2 separate regions of the Mus musculus genome follow, and region 2 is linked to region 1. A link is a loop called in an ENCODE intact Hi-C map of the cell type or tissue named here. Cell type or tissue: left cerebral cortex. All regions are shown on one strand. Links, peaks and the distances in the headings refer to the core of each region. The heading gives the core; the rest is flanking DNA.

Region 1 (10,755 bases), core at 943-8,942:
TCCAAAGACACATGCAGGTAGGGCTTGCCCTCAGCGTCCACCAGCACAGCCAGGTTGATGTGGTCGTTCTTGTAGCGGATGCCGTGAAGCGCATAGCTGTTGTGGAGCACCTCGGGGTCGGCCTGGAACTGCAGGTGGTTTTCTGTGAACTGTAGCCCGCCGAAGCTGAGCACCATGCCTTGCAGGATGCCCGGAGCGCCAACCTTCACCAGCCCCTTGCAGCCGCGCTTCTGGAGGGTCAACTTCCACAGGTCAGCCAGCTGCAGGATCTGCTGCACTGAGGAGAGCTGGCCAGGCCACAGGTTCTCGGCATGCATGGTGGCATGGCCACTGAAGCAGTGGTCTTCATAGTTGAGCGTTGCCTCCATCTGCTCGCGTTCCCTGTGGCTCAGAGAGGGGCTGAGCAGTGGGGCTGGAGAGCAGGAGAGCATGTAGTACAGGGTCAGGTTCACGGTCAGGCCAGATGGCGTGTGAGCATCCGTGATCCTCTTCATCTCCACACCTGTAATACCAGAGGTTGCACGTTAGGGAGGAAGGCCTGGCTGGAGGCAGAAGAGATGGAACAAAGGTGAGAGCTACAGAAGGTAGAGCTTTGGATCAGCAATAAAAGATAGCAGTGCCCTGGGTGTGGTAGAGCTGTCCTTACTTCCTGAGATGGCCCATCTTGATTGAATGTGGTAGGACTTAAATCACCACAGAAACACGCATCCGTGCCTGTCTACGTAAGATTTTCTACATTAGACTGAAGCGGGAAGAGCCACCGTAAATATTGGTTGTCCTATACCATGGACTGAGATCCAAGACTGTAGCTAGGTACCAGCATTCATCTCTCCCGACTTCCTGACTTGCAGAAGCCGTGTGACCAACCAGCCACCTCCTACTTCTGCTACTGTGTCTTTCCCACCATGATGAGTTGCCCCTCTTTGAACTGTAAGCCAAAATAAACTTTCTTCAGCAAATCGCTTTTGTTGCAGTGACGTAGAGTTAACTAATAGGGACTCTAACAGGAGTGTGGCAGACCTCCTGGCAGAACCAAGAGCACCATACACTTGTCAGGACTTGGTGTGAATCCTATGGTCTAGAACTCCCAATCACAGAGCATCTGTGTTATAGTCAATACTGGCTGGTTATTCTATCACTCTAATAACTATAGCTTATAATTTATCTTATGTTTGTATATATGCATATGTGCCTAAGCATCATTTATGTGCAGGTCTCTTGGACCTTGATCCCTTGAAACTGGAGTTATAGTATATTGTGGGCCACCACAAGCGTGTTGGGAATTAAACCCAGATCCTGTGGAAGAGCAACAAGTACTCTTAACCACTGAGCTATCTCTCCAGTTCCTATTAAAGCTATCTTAATATCTGATTTTATTCAATTTTTTTCTTTTTGGAGGCAGGCTCTCTATGTATGTCATCCTCCTGCCTCACTCTCCTGGAGTGCTAGATTACAGCCTGAAAGCACCCTAACCTGGTTCAGCACTGTGGCTTTAAGTGACATGGCCCCCTATTAAAATGAGTCTAGACTCATGGGGCTCATCACCCCCCTCAGCATCTGCACCTGGGTATCTGACAGGCACAACTGACTTAGGGTGAACTGTTCACAACCCCAAATCAGGGAGCTGCCCTCCAGGTCTCGCTTCCCACAGACAAACCACTGCCTAACAGTCCTCCCTCCAAAACACCAAGACCCACCACTTCTATGTCCATGTCATGACTGGGATGTCTCCTCCTGCCCTTGGGCTCCCAAGACCCCCTTGCCCTGTCTATGTACCTATTTCCCCTTAGTGTATACTCTGCTCATTCCCATTCTCCCATCTCAGAATAAACTCCTGGTCCTTCCTCAAGGCTTCAAGTTCACACCGCCCTGATCCTGCTCAGCACCTGGCTTAACCTGCTTAGGGCAGTCTCCAGCCTTGAATGCCCTCTTTCTGGTCACATGACTGGCTGCTTCTTGCCACTCAGGCCTAACTGAGTGTCTCTATACCAGGGAGCAGAGGGGTGGCCCTCCCACCCCATACCCTTGCCAGTACTACACAATCCAGGTTCTTCACAGAGCTTTCCAGAGTTGTCCCTCTTAAAATGTTCATGTTCCTGTCTTCTCCCAAACCAGACTAAAGCAAGCACTTCGTGGATAAAACTTGCTTGCCAGCCGGGCAGTGGTGGCGCACGCCTTTAAACCCAGCACTTGGGAGGCAGAAGCAGGTGGATTTCTGAGTTTGAGGCCAGCCTGGTCTACAGCTACTTTTTTTTTTTGTTTTTTGTTTTTGAGACAGTGTTCCAACTGCCTCTGCCTCCCAAGTGCTGAGATTAAAGGCGTAAGGCACCACTGCCCCGCCAGGGAGATACCTCTTGACTGAACAAAACTCTCTCTGCACAACCATAGGGGAGTGATGGTAACTGTAACCCTGAAAACCAAAACTCAGTACTGACTGTGGATTGTATTTCTTTTCTTAAACAGTTGACAGGAAAGGTTTTCATTTCCAAAGAATAAATAAGAGGTTTTTGTTTTTTGCTGTTGTTTTTTTTAAGAAAGTTTTCGCTTTGCCTGCACATTCACGCACTGGAGGAAGTCTCCAGCATTCTGGCATTAATTAGCACTGCCACTACAGTGGCAAGGTGAATCTTAGTCTCAAATGTCAGAAGCTGAAGTCAGACAGAAACAAGTTCCGGTGGCCAAAACAGAGTGCCTCTGCATCTCCCTGATGGTTTCTTCTTTACAAACTGACTCTCTCCCCCTCACAAACCAAACCCCTCCACCAGCTCAGGTCAGGCCTCAAGGCCAAGAACAGACAATAAAACTGAACGTGTACACTCAAACCTCCACTAAAACCTTATAAAACTTACTGTTATGGCTCAAAAAGCTAAGACCACAGAGCCAAGATCATATAGCTTCAAAGTGTTTAAGAAGAGCCAACCGTTGAACATCAAGGCCAAGTTGCAACCCTCTGTGTGACCACCACCGAGCATGGGGGGACACCACTAAAGTGGACAGTATGCACACGGACGTCAAGTGGTGGCTGGGCACCAAGCCCGCAACGAGGCCTCACCGGGACTGAAGAGCTGGGCCCAGAGGTACTGGTGATCCTGAAGCAGCTCCGAGGCGGGCATCTCCAACAGCTCCAGCATCTCCTTCCGTGCTAAGTCCTGCAGCGCCTTGAGCTCCTTGGCTCCTTTGCTTTTGAGCACCTGGGGGTGGATGGGACCAGAGATGTGCACCACCCACAGCACCGTCTCGTCCAGCTGTGTCTTGGGAGCCACCTGGAGCCTGTTCACTAACTTCTTAGAGGTCACCACGACCAAGTGCACCAGCCCCGATGGAAGGGGTGTGGACCGGCCCGAGTAGAGGAGAAACTGGTGATCTCCGACCTTCTCCAGGGTGCTGGTGAAGGATTTGGGGACTGGGCCTGCGGTGGGCCCCACAGTCTGCAACGCGGCCACGCGCTCCGTGGGATTGTTGAGCTGGATGCGCTGCAGATAGACGTGGGGTCGGCCTCGGTGCGCCAGGAAGTCCTCCTGCAGTAGCACGCAGTCCCGGCCCGACCCCGCGGAGAGCCCGGAGGCCGAGGCGGGCCCGGGGACACCAGCGGCAGGGCCCGAGCCCGGGGTCCCCAGCTGCAGGCAGCGCACTCGGCGCAGCAGGCCCTCCCGCAGAAGCAGCACCGCCTCTCCAGCCTCGGCCACCACATTCAGCGGGCGTAGCTGCACGAAGGGCACGAAGTCCGGCGTCACGGCAGGCTCCCGCTCTCCGGGCGTCACCCACAGCCGGTTGTTGGAGGCGTCCAGAGCCAGGAAGCCGTTGGCCACCAGGGCTGGCACCCCGGGGCCAAGCGGCACCGCCTCGCCGCGATCACGCAGGCCGCGCCACGCGCGGGTGGCCGCCTCCAGACAGGCAGACGGCTCGGCGGCGCCCGGCTCGCTGCGGGCCCAGGACGGCAGGTGCAGGCCGCCCGCCGCCCGCCGCGCCCCGGAGCTCGCGAACCACAGGAGCAGCACCAAGAGGCCGAGCAGGCAGAGGAGGCGGCGGGCCCAGCTGCTCGACAGCAGCCCCGGCAGCCCCTTCAGGCGCTGCTGCAGCCACATCGGGCCCGCCGCCCAACCTGCCCGCCCGGCCGCCGCCGCTCACTCCCCGGGCCGCGTCGCCGCGCCCTCCTCAACGCCCGCCGCAGCCACCCCAGCAGACACCTTCACCGCTTCCTCCTTCTTCTTGGTTGCCTCCTAGACGTCAAACGCCACCGGCCGTAAGGCGTCGCTGAGTCTTTTGCGACAAGGTGGAAAAGCGGCCAGGGGCGGGATTTGGAGAGGGGGCGGGGTCTCCTTGGGGGCGGGGCCTGGACTGAGGGGCGGGGTGGGGAAGGGAAGAGTGTGGGCAGGAGTCCAAACGGCTTGTTGGAAAAAAGAGAGCAAGAAAAGAAAGTCAGAGAGCAAGCCAAACCCAACATGTGCTGCGCCTCGTTTGCTGCTGATGGTTTCAACAGCCCTAAAGTTAAAAAATAAGAACGTACTGTTTCTGTAAACTATATTTAACTGAATGAAGAAAAGACATGGGGGTAAATGGAAGGAAAGAAAGAAGGGAAGGAGACAGGGAGGAATGAAGTGGAGGGAGGAGGGAAGGAAGAGGAGGAGGAAGGGTAGCCACTGAAAAATTATTTCCTAGGAAATATTTTGTTGGCAGCGTTTCAAACCTGCCTGGCTGCGAGTACACCAGAGTGGGACATAAATCCAGCCTGTTTCTTGAACACAGCAAGTAGTTTTCTTGATGTCAATCTTGAGTTTTAACTCATTAAATAACGCGAAACATTAAGATCTCATACTTTGACAAGACCCGGAGCATCCATATGGGGGGAAGGGCGAGGGGGGCGGAATTCATTGGGAGCACTGGAGCAGACAGTGGGGTGGTTGTTTCCACTTTGAATTCTAGGTAGACAGTGGGCGATTGTTTTCACTTTGGATTCTGGGCAATCCAGAGCCAGACGGGCTGTTGCAAATTCACAGTTGACAATTGAACGGTCACTTAAGGTGGCTTCTAGTGGGTTGTAGGCAGACAGAAAACTGTATGCTGAGGTGGCAAGCCAGTGTCGCATTGGAAGAATGCTCGTCCTGTTTTGATTTGATTTTTATTTTTATTTATCTTTGAGACAGAATCTTTCCTTTGTTGTCCAGACTGGACTTCAAACAATTCCTAGGCCCAAAAGATCCTTTCTCAGCATCCCCAGTCCCTAGAATCAAAGGCATTTGTCCAGCTTTTTACCCATTTTTATTTTCACACAAAAATGAATGCTAAGAGCCCAGCAGTGGTGGCACATGCTGTTAGTCTTAGCATTTAAGAGGCAGGGCAGGTAATTCTCGGAGTTGGAGACCAGCCTGGTCTACAGAGTTCCAGGACAGCCAGGACTACACAGAGAAACCCTGTCTTGAAAAACTAAAGTGGGCTGGTGAGATGGCTCAGCGGTTAAGAGCACCGACTGCTCTTCCAAAGGTCCTGAGTTCAAATCCCAGCAACCACATGGTGGGATCCGTAATGAAATCTGATGCCGTTTCCTGGAATGTCTGAAGACAGCTACAGTGTAAAAAAAAAGAAAGAAAAAGAAAAACTAAAGCAAGCAAGCAAGCAAACAAACACCCCAGAGCTCAGTAGCACATTTTAGCCAGTTGTTGTACACATATCTTTAATCTGACTCTTCAAGAGGCAGGGGCAGGTAGATTTTACTAAGTTCAAGGCTAGCCTGTCTACACAGTGAGACCATATTTCAAAACAAACTAAAACAACCACACTTTTTTTTTTAGCAGACTATTAGCTCAGAACAGAATATTCCTCTAGCACTAGTGATTTCCCAGAACCTTAAAGTTAAAATAAAAATCTAATGGCAAGATGGCTCAGCAGGTAAAAGCATTCGCCAGCAAGTGTGATGACCTAAGTTCTGTACCTAGGACCTATGTGGTAGAAGGAGAGAGCTGACGCCTCTATGTGCACATTGTTGTATGTCCAAATCAGAAGATGGTATGGGATCCCTGGAGTTACAGGCACGTGTGAGTTGCCAGTCTCTTAACTGCTGAACCATCTCTCCAGCTCCACTTTTTAATGGATGACAGGAGGAAACCGCATGCATGTTTGTGTGTGGACAACTTCCCATCCTGAAGTTGTCCAGCAGTTTCCTATTAAATTGGAGTCCTGTGCCTTTAACAGTCCATTGCACGTGGAGCACGTACTAGAAATACTAGAGGCAACATCTGGGCAGCAGCCACCACCTCTTGCTTAAAGAAACAGGCCACCCTACACGAAGCTTGGATTGGGCTCAAGTTCTAGCAATTTGATGAAACAAACAGGAAACAGGTTCCAAAAGAGTAAGGCCAGGCTTCACAAGAGTGAATTCTTCCTCTTGAAAGGTCAGGCAGTTTATAAAACTGATCCCTCTTTTAATTTGTACTCTGATGACTGCCCAGGAATGTTTTCTATCTGGCGTATATCGCTGTAGGCAGTTCTAGCTGGGAGCTGGCTGATGCTTCCTTACTGTGGTCCCACATCAGGTGTGTGATGCCAGGCAGATGATACTGCTTCGAGCCTTAGTTTCTTGTTTTGCAAACAGAAGTGACAGCTTTACGAGAAAGGCAGTTGTGAGCTTGGAGGAAGAGCTTTGAAAATCGAGCCAGCCAACAAGGCTGGCTGGTTCTTCCCCCATTTACACTTGTACTTCCTCCTCCAAGGGTTTGGAGATCTCAGTCCTCAACCTTCTGGGTCTAAAACACCCGGCGGATGCTGGTGGATGCTTGGCGCCAAGTCCTGTCTCCAGCTGCAGCAGCTCCTGGCTCTAAGTCCCTGCTAGGAAGCAAATGTTCTAGATTCTGCTGAGGTCGCTTCCTCTGGTTGGTCTTGTGACTTTGAGCTTGCTGCTGGATAGCCCTGGGCCTCTCTTCTACCATCTGTGAGAGTGTGAGTTGACCTCTGCACAATGAGGTGGACGCCCATTTTTCCAGCCTGTTCTTATTTCCCAGAAAGGACACGTGGTTCTTCAATTGTACAAGTATTGTACATCTTTCTCAAGAAAAAGAGAAACAAGAAAAGAAGAACGATTCCCAATAATATGACCTAGAAACGCTGCATAAGTTATGAACATGTTTATTCCACAACTTGGAAATAATCATTGCAAACATTGGTCTGTAAGTTTCCTGTGTTGGGGGTGGGTGTGTGTTGTTGAGGTCTCACACAGTCCACACTAGCCTCAAGCTATATGGTCACTAGCTCTACGGCTGAGCATGTCTTGAACTCCTGATCCTGCTATGCCTCCTGAGTGCTGGGATTCCAGCTCGCTTTGACACCTTCTTCCTCCCTTCTCTGACTGAGTCTGGCTGTGCAGCTCAGGCTGGCTTTGGACAATGGAGCTCTTCTACCTCCTGAGTGCTAGGATTTGGGCAGACCCCACCCTACCCCACCCAACCTTGTTTTGACCTATCTGCTAGGCAGAGGATCTATCTTTAACAATGAGTCATACTGAAGAGAAAACCTTTCCCACTTAGCATCCTGTAGATGCCTGTTTCCTTTGTGAAAGACCAAATCTCCCTAACTCCCTGATTTCGTCAAGCCCCTCCTCCCCCGCCCTCCCGAACCCTGCCCTAGGATCTAATCTGTGGGACTGAGATTCCAGGGTCCCTGTTTGAGCTCTCTTCTACGGCTTGACAGATTTTGTCTAAATGTAGATGTGCTTGGCTCACATCTGGACCAGGAACCCTTGCTCCAGAAACTTTTGACCTTCTTTTACTTTGTCTGTGAATGGCACTGAAAATTTTCACTCCATCCACTTAGCCCTCATTCATCCATCCACTCACTCACCCATCCATCCATCTGGCCCCCCATCATCCATCTATCCAGCCAGCCAGCCACTTACCCATCCATCCACCTATACCGCCATCCAACCATCCACTCACTCACCCACTTACACACCCACTTATCCATCCATCTAATACCCCCCCCCCACCATCACCACACACACACACATCCATCCCATAATTAACCGCTGCAATTTCCTTGACTACTTTCTGATTTCCTTCCAGGGAGCGGAAAGTTGAATTAAGTGATTCTCTTTTGGGAGCTGGGGCTAGACTTTATATATATATTCCCACCATCGCGGTGCAGATGATATTAAGTCTCCTCTTCTAGACATCAAGGCCTCGCCCTCCTCGCCCACTTGGAGAGAAGCGGGGGAGGGAGAGCATGGACGGTCCGGCATCGGGACCCAGGGGGCACAACGACCTGCCCCAAGTCTGGAGGACCTAGAAGCCTAAGCAGGAAAACCCTTCCCCGAGGCGGGCGGAGGCGTGCGCGGCACCGCCCCCGGGGCGGGCTCAGTGCGTGGCAGCGCCCGCCGGCCCCGTCGCGAAGTTTCCAGTTCAGCTTCTGTCTCAGTGCCGGCGGGTTGTTCCCGAGACTCCGCTATGCGGTCCCTGCTGCTCCTGGCCCCGTTGGCCTGGCTTCTTCTGGTCCAGGCGAAGGATGACGCCAAGCTAGAGGGTGAGGACGCGGCGGCGGAGCTGTGCCTGGCCGTCTGTCTCGCCGAGGACCGGGGTGTCCAGGCGACCTGGGCTGGAAGGGGGGGAGCCGGGGAGCTGGGTTGCGGTCATCTGTCCACTTGCCCGCGGGTGACTCCGGTAGATCACTTCCTCTCATGGGGTCGGGATTCCTAGGTTTGTGCTGCGGGCAGAGGAGGGGACAGCCGAAGTACACTCTCCCCTTGCGCGCCCCCTACCCTCATTTGGCGCTCAGAGGAGTCCATGATCACAATTCCCATAATAAGTAGCAAGACTCCCGTTTATCGTACACGATCTGCTGCAGCCTGGCCTCACTAGTTAAGCACCAGTTAAATACGTTTGCTGGAAGTGTTTTCTTATGTTAACCCCGTTTTCCAGCTTTACAAACTGAGGCTCCAAATCAGCCGCATTCTCCAGGGCATCCTGTTTTCTTCCACCCATGTTGCTGGAGACATGGGAGTTGGCCTGAACATGGTGGGTGGTAGGAATGTGGAGGGCTCCGGTGGGTGAGCCCTGTTGGTAAGAGCACTTGCCTAGCTCGCATGCAGCCCAGGGTTTGGTCCCCAGCGCTGCATAAACTAAACATAGTTGTGCATGCTTATAACCCCAGTACTCAGGGAGGTTGAAGCAGGGTTATCAGAAGTCCAAGGTCATCCTCAACTACACGAAGGGTTAAAGTCAGTCTAGACTACATGAGACCCTGACCAAAAAGGAAAGAAAGGAAGAAAAAAAAAAAAAAAAAAAAAAGGAAAGGAAAAGAACCTGGCTTTGAAACCCATGTGCTGGGAGCCACAGGTTTTTGCATGCCTGCTCCGTCTTCCATCTGTGCTCAGTTATACATAGGGTCACACGCCTTTCGCGTTGGTGATGCACAGTTTTTGAGAAGCTTGGTATTTTAGACTCCAACACAGAGTGGCAAGACCTCATTTCTAGAGATCACAAGAGATTCCTCAAATAAGACCAGCCCCTGAGTCCCCTTAAAGTCAAGGCTCTGGGCATTTTCTCTCCAAGCTCAGAGCAGCTAGGTTTGTTGTTGTTGTTGTTTTGGGGTTTTTTTGTTTGTTTGTTTGTTTTGGTAGGGTCTAATCTAGCATCAAAGGAAGATAGATAAGAGACTCTGATAAGTCCCGACTACAGAGTTGGTAATGTGTGCAAAGGCCCACCTAGTGGCAGGAACCTGGAGCCCAGTGGCAGCCATTTTTTCTCCATTTCACTTTCTCCTGCTTCTGCTGATGCGTGCTCGGATACTCCAGACCATCCCAGTTCCAAGAGCCTCAGTTGCCCTCTAGGAAGCCCAGAACTCAGCTCCCGCTCTGTGCCAAGAATGGAGGCGTCACCGGCAGACACTGTGTTCCACACTTCAGACACTCATTTGGGTCTTCACATTAATCTCTGAAAGGGGGCTCCTTCATCCATGGTTCCTATGGTGGAGTTCAGGAAGGCTAAATTCCTTGCTGAGCCAACTGTTCGTAACACTCTGCTCTTCCACCATGCCTCTTTCATCTCTGCTGACTGGGGTCATAGTTTGTCCATCTGGGGACATCATTACTGGACTTTGGGCAGCAGGAGGGGAAGGCTGAGCTTTCAGGTGGCCAGGCCCATGTGGCCCTGGTGGCTGTTGAGGTTGGGTGGGGGTGGGGCGAGGGGGTAGGGTGGGGGTGCTATCCTGGTGGAACCCATACCTCCTGTTGATACTTTGTGGGTGGCCCAGAGCTCTGATGGGCTTGATGGTGGACTGGAGAGGGTACCTGCATGGGTGGAGACTGGAGAAGCCCCAGTGGTTCTGGATTCTATCTCCAGTCAGCTGTTCTACCATGCTGGGTGCTGTAGTGGATCAGGGGTATGAACGTGGCTGGGTGTGGTGGTGGATGCGCACCTTTGACCCCAGAACTCGGGAAGCAGGGGCAGGGGCAGGGGCATCTCTATGAGTTTGATGCTAGCCTGGTCTACAGAGTGAATTCCTGGACAGCCAAGGCACTTTCTGGCCTATGATATTCTTCCTGCCCCCTTTTGGCATGAGGGCCTCAGAACGGGTGACTAGATTGGTTCTCCTCAGCTTCAGGGAGACTTTAACTTTTCAGACAAGAGTTGGTGGGAGCTCTTCCTCTCATGTGTGCTGCATCTTTCTTCTCTGGACTCCTAGGGTCAAGTGGGGCGGGTACTCCTCCACAGCTGTTTATAGCATCATCTGCTCCTGCCCAAGCCCCTGAACCTACCCTACTGTATCCTG
Region 2 (10,755 bases), core at 1,238-9,237, 99 kb before region 1:
CCCTGAGGATAGCAAGCTCCCAGTGCTCCTGGGAAATTCCAACACAGCACTCACTCTATGACTAGGTCAGACAGTGCCACAACCGATTGATGGCCCTGTGTAATTCTAACAGGGTTATTGGGCACAAGCCATGTCCCAGCTGAACTGTAGACAGGTCAAGCTGTAGACACGGCCATCCCACCTGTGTGACACCCACAATGGACTCATTACCCACAGCGATTGATCACTGATCCTCCTGCAGCAAGCTGGCCCTGGATGTGCTTAGTGCAGAGCCCAAGGAAAGTAAAGGACTTGTCTGGGGACAGGAGAAGCCTTCAGGAAAGCAAGAACCCAAAGAGGAGGGGTGCTGGCGCCACACCTCCCCTCAGCGCCATTATGTTCTTCAGGCCCAGCTGCTTGGCTCTGTGCAGATGGCCTGTGATCTCCTCCGGGCGCTGCTGGCAGCAGGTCATATGCAGGATGGTTTCCAAGCCGCAGTAGTTTACTGCTGTGCTGGCGATCATCATGGAGGAGGTCTCCTTGTCTGAGCCAGGGTCTCCAGCTGGGTGCCAGGTAACATCTACGAAGAGGGGGCCCCCTGCTGCCATCCGGTCAAACCTGTAGGGGATTTCCTCCTTAAGTAGGCTCCTGGGGTAAATAGGAGCTCAGAGAAGGCAAGTTGGTATCAGAGCAGTACTTCCCAGGCACATGACCTAGTAATGCATGGAGCCGCAGATTCTTTGTCAGGTGTGGCAGGTGACAGTACCTACTGGACAGCCATCAGGGTTCTGGGTCAGATGGCTGTGCAGCCTCCTCAGAGCAGGGCCCGGGCTCAGTGAGTGCCTCAATGGTTATCACACTGATGTATAACAATGTCACTATTTTGTGTGAACAGCATTCTGCGCTTCTCAGAGTGGAACACACTAGCTTTTTAAGAGTCTTGACAGCTGAGGGTTCAGGAATCTCAGTAGTGGGTGGGCAGAGAGCCTCACTTTAGGGAAGGCAGAGAGAAATCAACAGACTCTTGTGTTGCCACCATGGCCTCTTTGCATCAGCCAAGAGTCCTGCCGAGGAAGGCTCAGTTCCTGAACTAGATTCAAAAGCTTTTGTGGGCATCAGCACTGTTAAAGCTATAATGGTGTGTTTAAACATCAGGGTCTTGATTTCAGGACCCAGAAAACAGCATGTGACAAATACGGATTAAAAGGCATTAATGTTTGTGGTTGTTTCTGAGACAGGGTCTCGTGTAGTCCAGACTGACCTCAAACTCCCTATGTAGCTGAGTATTTCTTTGTTTGCTGTTTGTTTTCAAGACAAGGGTCCCACTATGTAGCCCTGGCTGTCCTAGAACTCACTATGTAGGCCAGGCTGAGCTCAGACTCACAGATCTGCCTGCCTCTGCCTATTAAGTGCTGGAATAAAGGTGTGTGCCACCATGCCTGGCTCTCTACCAGGCTATCCTTGACCTCAGATCTGCTTGCTTTTGCCTCCTGAGTGCTGGGATTGCAGTCATGTTCCCACACCCTGTCTATGCAGTGCTAGGAATCAAATTTAAGATTTCTGACAAGCTATTTACTCCATCAATTCAGCTACACTCCTCCCTCTTTTAAAGATAGGGCATCGTTACATAACCCTGGCTGGCTGGCCTGGATTCTAGGTAGCTTAGGCTGGCTTTGAACTCACAGTTATTTATCCTCCTGCCTCTGAGTGTTGGTATTAAGGATACCAGTGTGCCTGACTTTCCTTTCTCTCATTTTTGTGATGCTGCAGGACGTAGCCCAGGGGTCTTGTGGTCTACAAATCACTCTCTGACTTGAAGAAAAGGAACTGGAATTCAGAAAGTGCTATCACAAAACATGTGGTGTTTCCTGATTTGGAAAAGCACTCTCTCTGTGTCCAGCTAGCTCAACACATTCCCTGAATTGCGGTTTGTTGACTTCCTAAGCTCCTCATGAGCCAGCCCCAAGCTCTGCCAAAGAATGCAGCCTGAAAAATGAACATTTTTGGCTCACTGAGAGTTCGTCCAAACTTATCTAATGCTGCTTCAGAGGGACTTTCACAGACAAGAAGTTATAAGTCACAGACTAAACTCCCTGTCTCGCCTCTGCTTCTTCCTGCCTCCCCTCCCTCCCCAGAGCCTTTTCCTGCCGGGTTAAAGGGCAGCTCACGCTCCCCTGAGCCTGCCGACCCCCGCGATTAACCTCCCTACTCACCTGGAGATGAGGTTAACAGCTCCCTCAGCAGTTCGAGGGGGGAAGAACTCCAGGGAGAACCACTTGTCACCAGAGTCCATTCTGCGCCTCATCTTCTCCCGGAGTCTCTCGTGCCGCTCTGGGTCCAGGCTGGGGGTGGAACATCTTGAACTGTCCTTGGAACTCTCGCTGCCACTGCTGCTGCCCTCAGATCGCGGGTTGGGACTGCCACTTCCTCTGGCCTCGTTCACCATGGCTGGATTCCTGCTGTAGAGGGTGGGGGCCGGGGGTATTAGAGGGCTGGTAGCCAAACCCCATGCACACCCAACACCTGAGCAGGCGGCTCCGGTGGCAGTCACTGCTTCATCAGTCAGCACGGGTGAGAGTCTTGCAGCTCCTACCCAGAGGCTCCAAGAGCTTTGCCCTCCCCCCCACGCCCCTGCTGTCGTCTGCCTCTTTGTATGACCACCTCCCACTGAGCGGCTCTTGGGTCCTTCAGCTCACAGATCGGATCGTAGGCGACAGCTACCTGATAGAGGGTGGCACAGAAAGCCTCACGCAGCCAGCCTCTGAGGCCCACATCCCCAGGGATGGATAACAGTGCCCAGCTGGGAGGACCTTGGCTTTTTGATGGTTCATCCCGATCTGCTCAGACCCAGAGTGAGTGGGGAAGGAACCTTTCCTGGAGGGTGTGCCCAACTGGGCGGAGCTGTGACAAAGAGCCCCGAGCTGAAGCTGGGGCCACGCAAAGGGGCGGGAGTAAGGTTTCCCGGCTGGAGAAGGCTCAGGCGCAAGTCAAAGGAGGAAGATGAGTGGGGGAGGGGAGGAGTGGGCAGGCAGGGGTTAGAGATTAGCTATTAGCCATTCAGGATCACTAGATTTCCCCCACCAAAGAAAGAACAGCTCACTGTGGCTGGCTTCGCCTGGAACGTGTTATATAGGCTTTCTGCAGCATGGCCAAGCAGCCAGATCTCCTGAGATCACACTACTTCAAAAAGACTGTTGTGTTGTGAGCTAGAACTTGCCACGGGCTGGGCTGCAGAGGCAGGTGGACTGAAGTCACCGAGGGTAGGGATGGATTTATGTCCAACTCTGAACAAAGGTTGTTCCATCTGTGCCTGCCCTGGTAGCAGCTCTCCCTAAACACGCCAATTAAGTCAAAAGGATCAGTGACCACAGTCTACCACATACGCCCTTCCAACAGGGCACAGGGCCATACTGCAGTCTAGTCTGGAAAAGAAGCAAACACTACCACTGCACAGCAGTGGGCCAGCACAGTAGTGGCTATCTGTGTGGTGACGTGGAGCAACAGAGAAACCAGGTCAGGTTTGTTTCTTTCCAGAAACTTCCACCTCTTAAGTCAGTGTACCATTTTGGGTCTCAGCTTCAAGAATCGGAAGAAATCCATTGCTCTTTCCCCTCCTGGACTCCAGACTTAGTGCCAGTGTTACTCCCAATCTATCTGTCCCACTTCTGTTCTGACCTAAAACTGCCAGGTTCTCATGGAGAGTGAGAAAGGCCTTCAAAGGCCTTCCTCCTCCACCCAAGGGAAATGCCTCGTTTTCACTGCTGGAACAAAACCGGAGGAGCTGACTCAGGCACAGCAAACCGCTCCAAGGTTTAAGCATTTTTGTTTTTTTTTCTGGTTTTTCGAGACAGGGTTTTTCTGTAGAGCCCTGGATGTCTTGGAACTCACTTTGTAGACCAGGCTGGCCTCAAACTCAGAAATCCGCCTGCCTCTGCCTCCTGAGTGTTGGGATTAAAGGCGTGCGCCATCACACCCGGCTCGGTTTAAGCATTTCTAACAGTTCCCACCCCCTATCCATTATTAGTTGAGCTCCCAAATCACACAAGGATGAGCCTGTGAACCGACAAATTTGTTTACCCTTCTACTGTCCAGTCCCCTGCCTGTGACTGGACCAGAAAGACCAGTCTCAGGCGTGGCATCGCCAGTGCCTGGCAGAGTAGTAAAACAGGCAGTACTCACTGGGCTCAAAACTGCCAAGACCTCCACACCAATCTCAAAATGCCTCGCTGCCACCTACTGATCATTTAAATAAGACTGACAAACACTGAGCCCACCACTCCCGGAAGAGTTGTGATAGATGCATGTGAACTGCAGGATGCTATGGACACCTGGGCGTTGAAACTAATGGTCGGTCCACTCTTCCTTTCCAGATGCTGTCAGGGAGATGGGTTTAAGAGACTATGGCAACCAGGCATGACAACGCACATATTTAATCTCAGCTCGCAGGAGGCAATGGATCTCGGAGTTCGAGGCCTGATCTACAGAGAGTTTCAGAACAGCTAGGGCTACACAGAGAATCTGTCGCGAAAACCAAACCAAACCAAACAAAATCCCAGAGAGCGAGCGAGAGAGCTAGACAGACAGACACTATGGCAGGCAGCCACCATGGCCTGAGGGATGGTAATCGGGTCACCTGGTCAATGGGTCACAGGCCGTGGCGGGGATGCGGGTCCCAGAAGGCTGCAGGGTCTGGATCACTGCCCCAGATCCAGGATTCCTTTAACTTTGAGATACCTTCCTGCAGGTAGTGGGGCTGGGGTGACAGCCTCCATGAGTATTCATAGGCCCTAAGGAGCCTTCACGTGCAAAGGGCCGGCCAGCACCTAACCGCCTGCCCACAGGTCTAGCTTGCGGTGGTGTGTTCCCGACTCTGCGAATCTATCCGCAGCGTCCCAAGCCTTTTGCGTTACCTCTTGCGTCAGATCGGTGGCGGCGAGGGTGCCACCTCCCTAGGGCTGGCGAAGAAGGCGGGGCGGAGCTGTCGGTTGCTAAGGGAAACAGGACGAGCGGCAGGCGGAAGCCACATCTACGAGACGAGACGACGGCCGGAAGTCCCGCCCCAACATGGCCGCGCCCAGAGGTCTCAGGGGAAGCCAGCCAAGTACTGCGTCATGTGACGCGAGCCCTCGCCCCACCCGTCTGCAGCCACTCCCTGTCTCCGGACCCAGAGCTCGAGAGGGCCACGTGACCCTCCCGGGGCCAGTCACGTGAGGCGCGGATCCTGGGTGGGAGGGGGGTTGGCCTAGGTGGTCCGGAGCGGCAGCAAAGGAGGAAGATGGCGGGGTGCAGGGGGTCCGTGTGCTGCTGCTGCCGGTGGTGTTGCTGCTGCGGTGAACGGGAGAGCCGCACCCCCGAGGAGCTGGTGAGCGGCTGCCTGGCTGGGGAAGGGGTGGCTACGGAGGGATGACAGGATGACAAGAGGCGTTGCCGGGGGTGGGGCCGCGCCGGACCGCGCCTGCAGGTGGCAGCGGGTGGGGCCCGGAGACCGCTGCCTGGGCTCGGGAAGCATCCAGCTTACCTCCGCGTGCCCCAGCCAGAGTTCTGTTCTATAACCTCTCTCTGGACTCCGAGGGAGGGCCTCGGCCAGCTTGAATTAATGCCGTCCATATTCTCTTTGAGTTTTGAACGAAGCAAGCATTGTAGAATGAGCCCTTGCGCGGGACGTGACGCCCATGCCGTTGGTGTAGTTTCTCTGGCCTGTTCTTATTCTCTACCCTTCACTCTTTCTGGGTCACTGGTGATCCAGCTTCCCCGTGCAAAGCAAGCTGGGAAAACTTGAGTTGTGTTCTCAGAATTGATTCATTCCCCCCGATTCCGTAGTCAGTCTATTGTCAAATGAAACACGAATTTTCTCCTCCAACGAAGCTGCCATCAGACATCTTTCAGGTGTCCTGAAGGTGAGCATTACGATTTAAAGAATTCGCCGATCAATAGAAATGTAGAGCTCATGGTTTTGAAACATTGTTCCTCTTTGAAGATGGCTCTAGCTAATTTCGATTTTAATAATACTACCCTCCTTGTACCCTTAACCCATTAAAAGATCTCCATTCTGTGAATCTGTTTTTCTAGACCATCCTTGGGGAGACACAGGAAGAAGAGGATGAGATTCTTCCAAGGAAAGACTATGAGGTGAGGTGTTCCAGATGCTGTCCTGGGTAACTGGTGTAGTGAGAGGACTGAGTGCTTCAGGCCTCCAACCAGAGATGCTCTTTGACCCTCTGCCTCAGGGAATGGGGGAGATGACTGCCTAGCAAGTCCTTAACCTGGTCCCACAGTCTGGTGGTGATGCATTCCAGTTCTGCCTGGATATAGAGCGTGTTTGCCATTAAACCTTCCAGGGACCCAGGGTCGAAGCTCTTCCCTGTGAGTGCTCAAAACAGTCTCTCTCGTGAGCTGTGAGGAGACCTTGCCTCTCTCTCTTCTGCCCTATTCTGGATTATAGTTTCCAGTTTCAGATATGAAACTTTGAAGAGTGTGGGGCCACATGTTGTGGTTCCTTTTAGTTTGCCACTGGACTTGGGAGGCTGAGATGGGAAGAGCTCTTCTGGAGACTCACAAAGGCTGCTCCATCAATCCTATCCCAACCTCTTATTTTTTGAAAAAGATTTATTTATTTAATTAATGTATATGAGTATACTGTAGCTGTCTTCGGACACGGATTCCTATTACAGATGGTCATAAGCCACCATGTGGTTGCTGGGAGTTGAACTCAGGACCTCTGCAAGAGCAGTCAGTGCTCTTAACTGCTGAGCCATCTCTCCAGCCTCCCTATCCAACATTTTTGTTTCCCTATCCAACCTTTTGAGTAACTCTGTCACACCCATTTGTAGCTCGCTTGCCTTAGGCTGATAGAATGTTCATGTGAATTTTTTTTTTTTTTTAGATTTATTTATTTATTATATGTAAGTACACTGTAGCTGTCTTCAGACACTCCAGAAGAGGGCATCAGATTTCGTTACAGATGGTTGTGAGCCACCATGTGGTTGCTGGGATTTGAACTAGGGACCTTCAGAAGAGCAGTCGGCGCTCTTAACCACTGAGCCATCTCGACAGCCCCTCATGTGAATTTTTTTATGGATTAGTGATTTTACACTCAAATCTTTAATGTTTCCCATTTAGCCATCTCCACATACAAGTTTGTGGGAAGCTGTTTGTTTTATGCTGTTTTGTTTATTTATTTATTTTTTCTTTTTGAGACAGGGTTTCTCTGTGTATCCCTGGCTGTTCTGGAATTCACTCTGTAGACCAGGCTGGCCTCAAACTCAGAAATCCACCTGCCTCTGCCTCCCAAGAGCTAGGATTAAAAGTGTGTGCCACCACGCCCCAACTGTTTTATGTTCATAAGAGCAAATTCATTCAGACACTAATCAGGGAAGTCTGCTCAGCGTACATCTAAGGGCCAGCCCTCTGAGCAGCTTTTTGTATTTATTTGGGATGGGGGGGAGGGGGATGACATTTTTCTTTTTTAATTTTAAAACTTATTGTTAGGGGCTGGAAAGATGGCTCAGTTGTTAAAAGCACTGATTGCTTTTCCCGGGGTCCTGGGTTCAATTCCATCTGTATTCGATTTTAGGATATTCAGTGTCCCTTTCTGGCCTTTGTGGGAAATAGTTATGCATGTGGTACACATATATACATGCAGGCAAAACACTTGTGCATATAAAAATAAAATCTGTTGGGTTTTTTTGTTTGTTTGTTTGTTTTTGTTTTTCAAGACAGGGTTTCTCTGTATAGCCTTGGCTATCCTGGAACTCACTCTTTAGACCAGGCTGGCCTTGAACTCAGAAATCTGCCTGCCTCTGCCTCCCGAGTGCTTGGGATTAAAGGCCTGTGCCACCACGCCCGGCTAAAATCTGTTGTTATTGTTAAGGGGTCACATGTGGAGGTCTGTGGAGTTAGTTTTCTGATCTTTACTTGGGTTCTGGGAATGGAACTCAGGTTGTGGGTCTATGGTTTTGCTCACTGAGCCATCGAGTCAGCTTTTTCTTTTTCTTATTTATTTATTTATTTATTTATTTATTTATTTATTTATTTATCTATCTATCTATCTATTATATGTAAGTACACTGTAGCTGTCTTCAGACAGCACCAGAAGAGGGCATCAGATCTCATTACGGGTGGCTGTGAGCCACCATGTGGTTGCTGGGATTTGAACTTCGGACCTTCGGAAGAGCAGTCGGGTGCTCTTACCCACTGAGCCATCTCACCAGCCCCTTCTTTTTCTTTTTTTTTAAGACATGGTCACTCTGTGTACCCCTAGATGGCCTCCAGTACAGCCGTATATCCGTATTAGGGGCACACCCAGTGTAGGTGGCCCTTAATCCTCTGCCTCTGTAGATTTGCTTCTTCTGGATAGCTGAAACTTGTTTGTGGAGCCCTGGTGTGGGACAAAGGCCATTCCCATCTCTCCCTGTGGGTGGGTGGGGGAATAAACTTGCCATGGCTGGATTAAGACAGAGAGGCGGGTACATACCTGAGAGCCAGGCACAGCAGGAGAGAGAGATAGGATAGCATTCTTCTCAGGCAGATAGGTATAGGCAACTTCAGAAGAGAGAGCTTGGTTTTCATTTTTTAAAATTTTGACATTTAAAATAGAGTTATCTCTATTTGATTTTACATGGATGTTAGGGTAGACAGGTGACTGGGTTTAAAGAACAGATAGTTGCTGGGACAGTTTGGGCTGGCTGCTAGATCTCTGTCCTGCCTTGTGATTCTGTCTCCATTATCTGCCCCTGTTGACAGGAAGTCTGGAGAGGGATTCCCAGCATTTGACTGTCCTGTGGCAAATCCTGACCTTAGGTAGACAGAGGCTTCAGAGAAAGAACTTCCTCTCCCTCTCACCTTACCCTGTACCCCATTTTTGACTCCAGCTGCAGGAGGCTTCTTTGCCCACACCCCAAGAAGATCTCCAGCAGACACTGGTTATTTGGAGGCAGCAACAGATCCCCAGGTTGGGGGCTGCATTTGCCTGCCGAAAGTGGTAGGAAGCTGGCTGTGGTTGCACACACCTTTAATCAAAGCACTTGGGAGACAGAGACAGGCAGATCTCTGAGTTTGAGGCCAGCTTGGTCTATGTAGTGAGTTTCAGAACAGCCAAAGCTACGTAGTAAGACCCTGCCTTGAAGAACCAAAACAATAAAAATAAAAAAGAAAGAAAGAAAGAAAGACTGGGTTGTCGTGCCACCCCAGTCTGATTAGATTGGTAGAGCCATTCATAGCACTCAGGAAAACATGATTTTGGGTACCCAGTTTATTAATGCATTTACTAAAGGGTATAGCTGTACAGGCAGATAGAGGTGTGCAGGTAAGGTTTGTGGGAGCTTTCCTGATCTCCTGGGGGGGCCATCCTTCCAGTATCCTCCTGCTCTTGGGACCTAGTCCTCTCAGCTCCTTAGAGGCTTTGTTATGTAGGTGTGACTGATGGCATCCTTTGCCATTGGTGAGCAGCTTAGTCTTCTGCCTCTCTTCTTTATTTTATTTTATTTTATTTTAATTTGGTTTTTTGAGACAAGGTTTTTTTCTGTGTAGCCCTGGCTGTCCTGAAACTCACTCTGTAGACCAGGCTGGCCTCAAACTCAAAAATTCGCCTACCTCTGCCTCCCGAGTGCTGGGATTAAAGGCATGCGCCACCACGCCCGGCTTCTGTCTCTCTTCTCAGAGGTCAGAGGTTACAAGTAAATTTCTCTCCCCTCCTTTCCTTTTTCTGTTTGAGACACAGTGTCCCAGGGTCTAGGACTATATCTCAGTGGCAGGGCACTTTTCTAGCATGTGTAGGGTCCTGGGTTTGATCCCAGAACAACAAAGGAAGGAGGAAGGATAGGGAGAAAAATAGAAGACTAAGCAAAAGATTGTGAGTCTTGCTGTGTAGCCCAGGCTGGCCTTAAACTCAAGGTCCTTCTGAGTGCTGTGTAATAGGCATATGCCTGGGTGAAAACTGAACTTTCTAATCAGTGTCTGTGGCGGCCAACCACATCCTGACTCTTTAGGGTTGCAGCGCTGAGCCTAGTCATTACAATAGCATTACAATAGCAGCCCTCAGCCTAGTCATTACAATAGCATTACAATAGCGTGCAGAAGGCCTTCTTCATACTCTGGAGATCTAGGCCTCTGAAAGAGTTGGTTCTCGGGTAATGGGAAAAAAAGAAAACACGCACTTTTAAGAAATTAGAAAAACAATTCTTTCTTTTTTAAGATTTATTTATTTATTTTATGTATGTGAGTGCACTGTAGCTGTACAGATGGTTGTGAGCCTTCATGTGGTTGTTGGGAAGTGACTTTTAGGACCTCTGCTCGTTCCAGCCGGCCCTGCTTGCTCCAGTTGGCCCCGCTCACTCAGTCCCTGTTCTCTCCAGCCCAAAGATTTATTTATTATTATAAACAGGTACACTGTAGCTCTGTGTCAGATCTCATTACGGGAGGTCACCATGTGGGATTTGAATTTAGGACCTTCGGAAGAGCAGTCAGTGCTCTTACCCGCTGAGCCATCTCGCCAGCCTGAAAAACAATTCTTTTGTTTGTTTGTTTGTGGGTTTTTATTTGTTGTTGTTTTGTTTTTGAGACAGGGTCTCTCTGTGTAGCCCTGGCTGTCCTGGAACTCACTTTGTAGACCAGGGTGTCCTTGAACTCAGAAATCTCCCTGCCTCTGTCTGGGATTAAAGGCGTGTGTGCCACCACACCCAGCCTGAAAAACAATTCTTAAAGCTAGATAAGAGCCTTGTGAGGTGGCACACTCCTTCAATTCTTTTTATTCCCATAGTCTAGAGTGTGTACTATTAC

What was found. A loop is a pair of places that touch in the nucleus more often than their neighbours do. Peaks named below come from ENCODE experiments on the same cell type or tissue, not always from the same donor. Only the 100,000 strongest peaks of a DNase experiment are listed, where the experiment ranks them.
Region 2: a loop joins it to region 1, with 8 times the contacts of the local background. A loop is called at or near these places in 2 of 42 quality-filtered maps.

The regions. Positions count from the first base shown.
Region 1 is chr4:147,934,355-147,945,109 of GRCm38, reverse strand. It overlaps Plod1 (procollagen-lysine, 2-oxoglutarate 5-dioxygenase 1), which reads left to right and starts at 8,334. Exons shown (of 19, transcript NM_011122.3): 1 at 8,334-8,508. The coding sequence starts at 8,433. 2510039O18Rik (RIKEN cDNA 2510039O18 gene) reads right to left here and starts at 4,215. Exons shown (of 3, transcript NM_029841.3): 1 at 3,053-4,215; 2 at 1-502. The coding sequence starts at 4,085. In left cerebral cortex, for the core only: no CTCF peak of the experiment used is centred there; DNase peaks (open chromatin) are centred at 4,902, 6,302, 6,788, 8,345 and 1 more place; H3K4me3 peaks cover 3,321 bases; H3K27ac peaks cover 2,869 bases.
Region 2 is chr4:148,033,267-148,044,021 of GRCm38, reverse strand. Clcn6 (chloride channel, voltage-sensitive 6) reads left to right here and starts at 5,209. Exons shown (of 23, transcript NM_011929.3): 1 at 5,209-5,341; 2 at 6,049-6,108. The coding sequence starts at 5,255. It overlaps Mthfr (methylenetetrahydrofolate reductase), which reads right to left and starts at 4,945. Exons shown (of 12, transcript NM_010840.3): 1 at 4,890-4,945; 2 at 2,193-2,438; 3 at 359-597. The coding sequence starts at 2,425. RefSeq lists promoters at 2,811-3,084, 2,811-4,604, 4,857-5,046, 4,857-5,495. In left cerebral cortex, for the core only: CTCF peaks have their summits at 4,225 (motif pointing left) and 5,445 (motif pointing right); DNase peaks (open chromatin) are centred at 3,447, 3,778, 4,156, 5,032 and 4 more places; H3K4me3 peaks cover 5,216 bases; H3K27ac peaks cover 4,751 bases.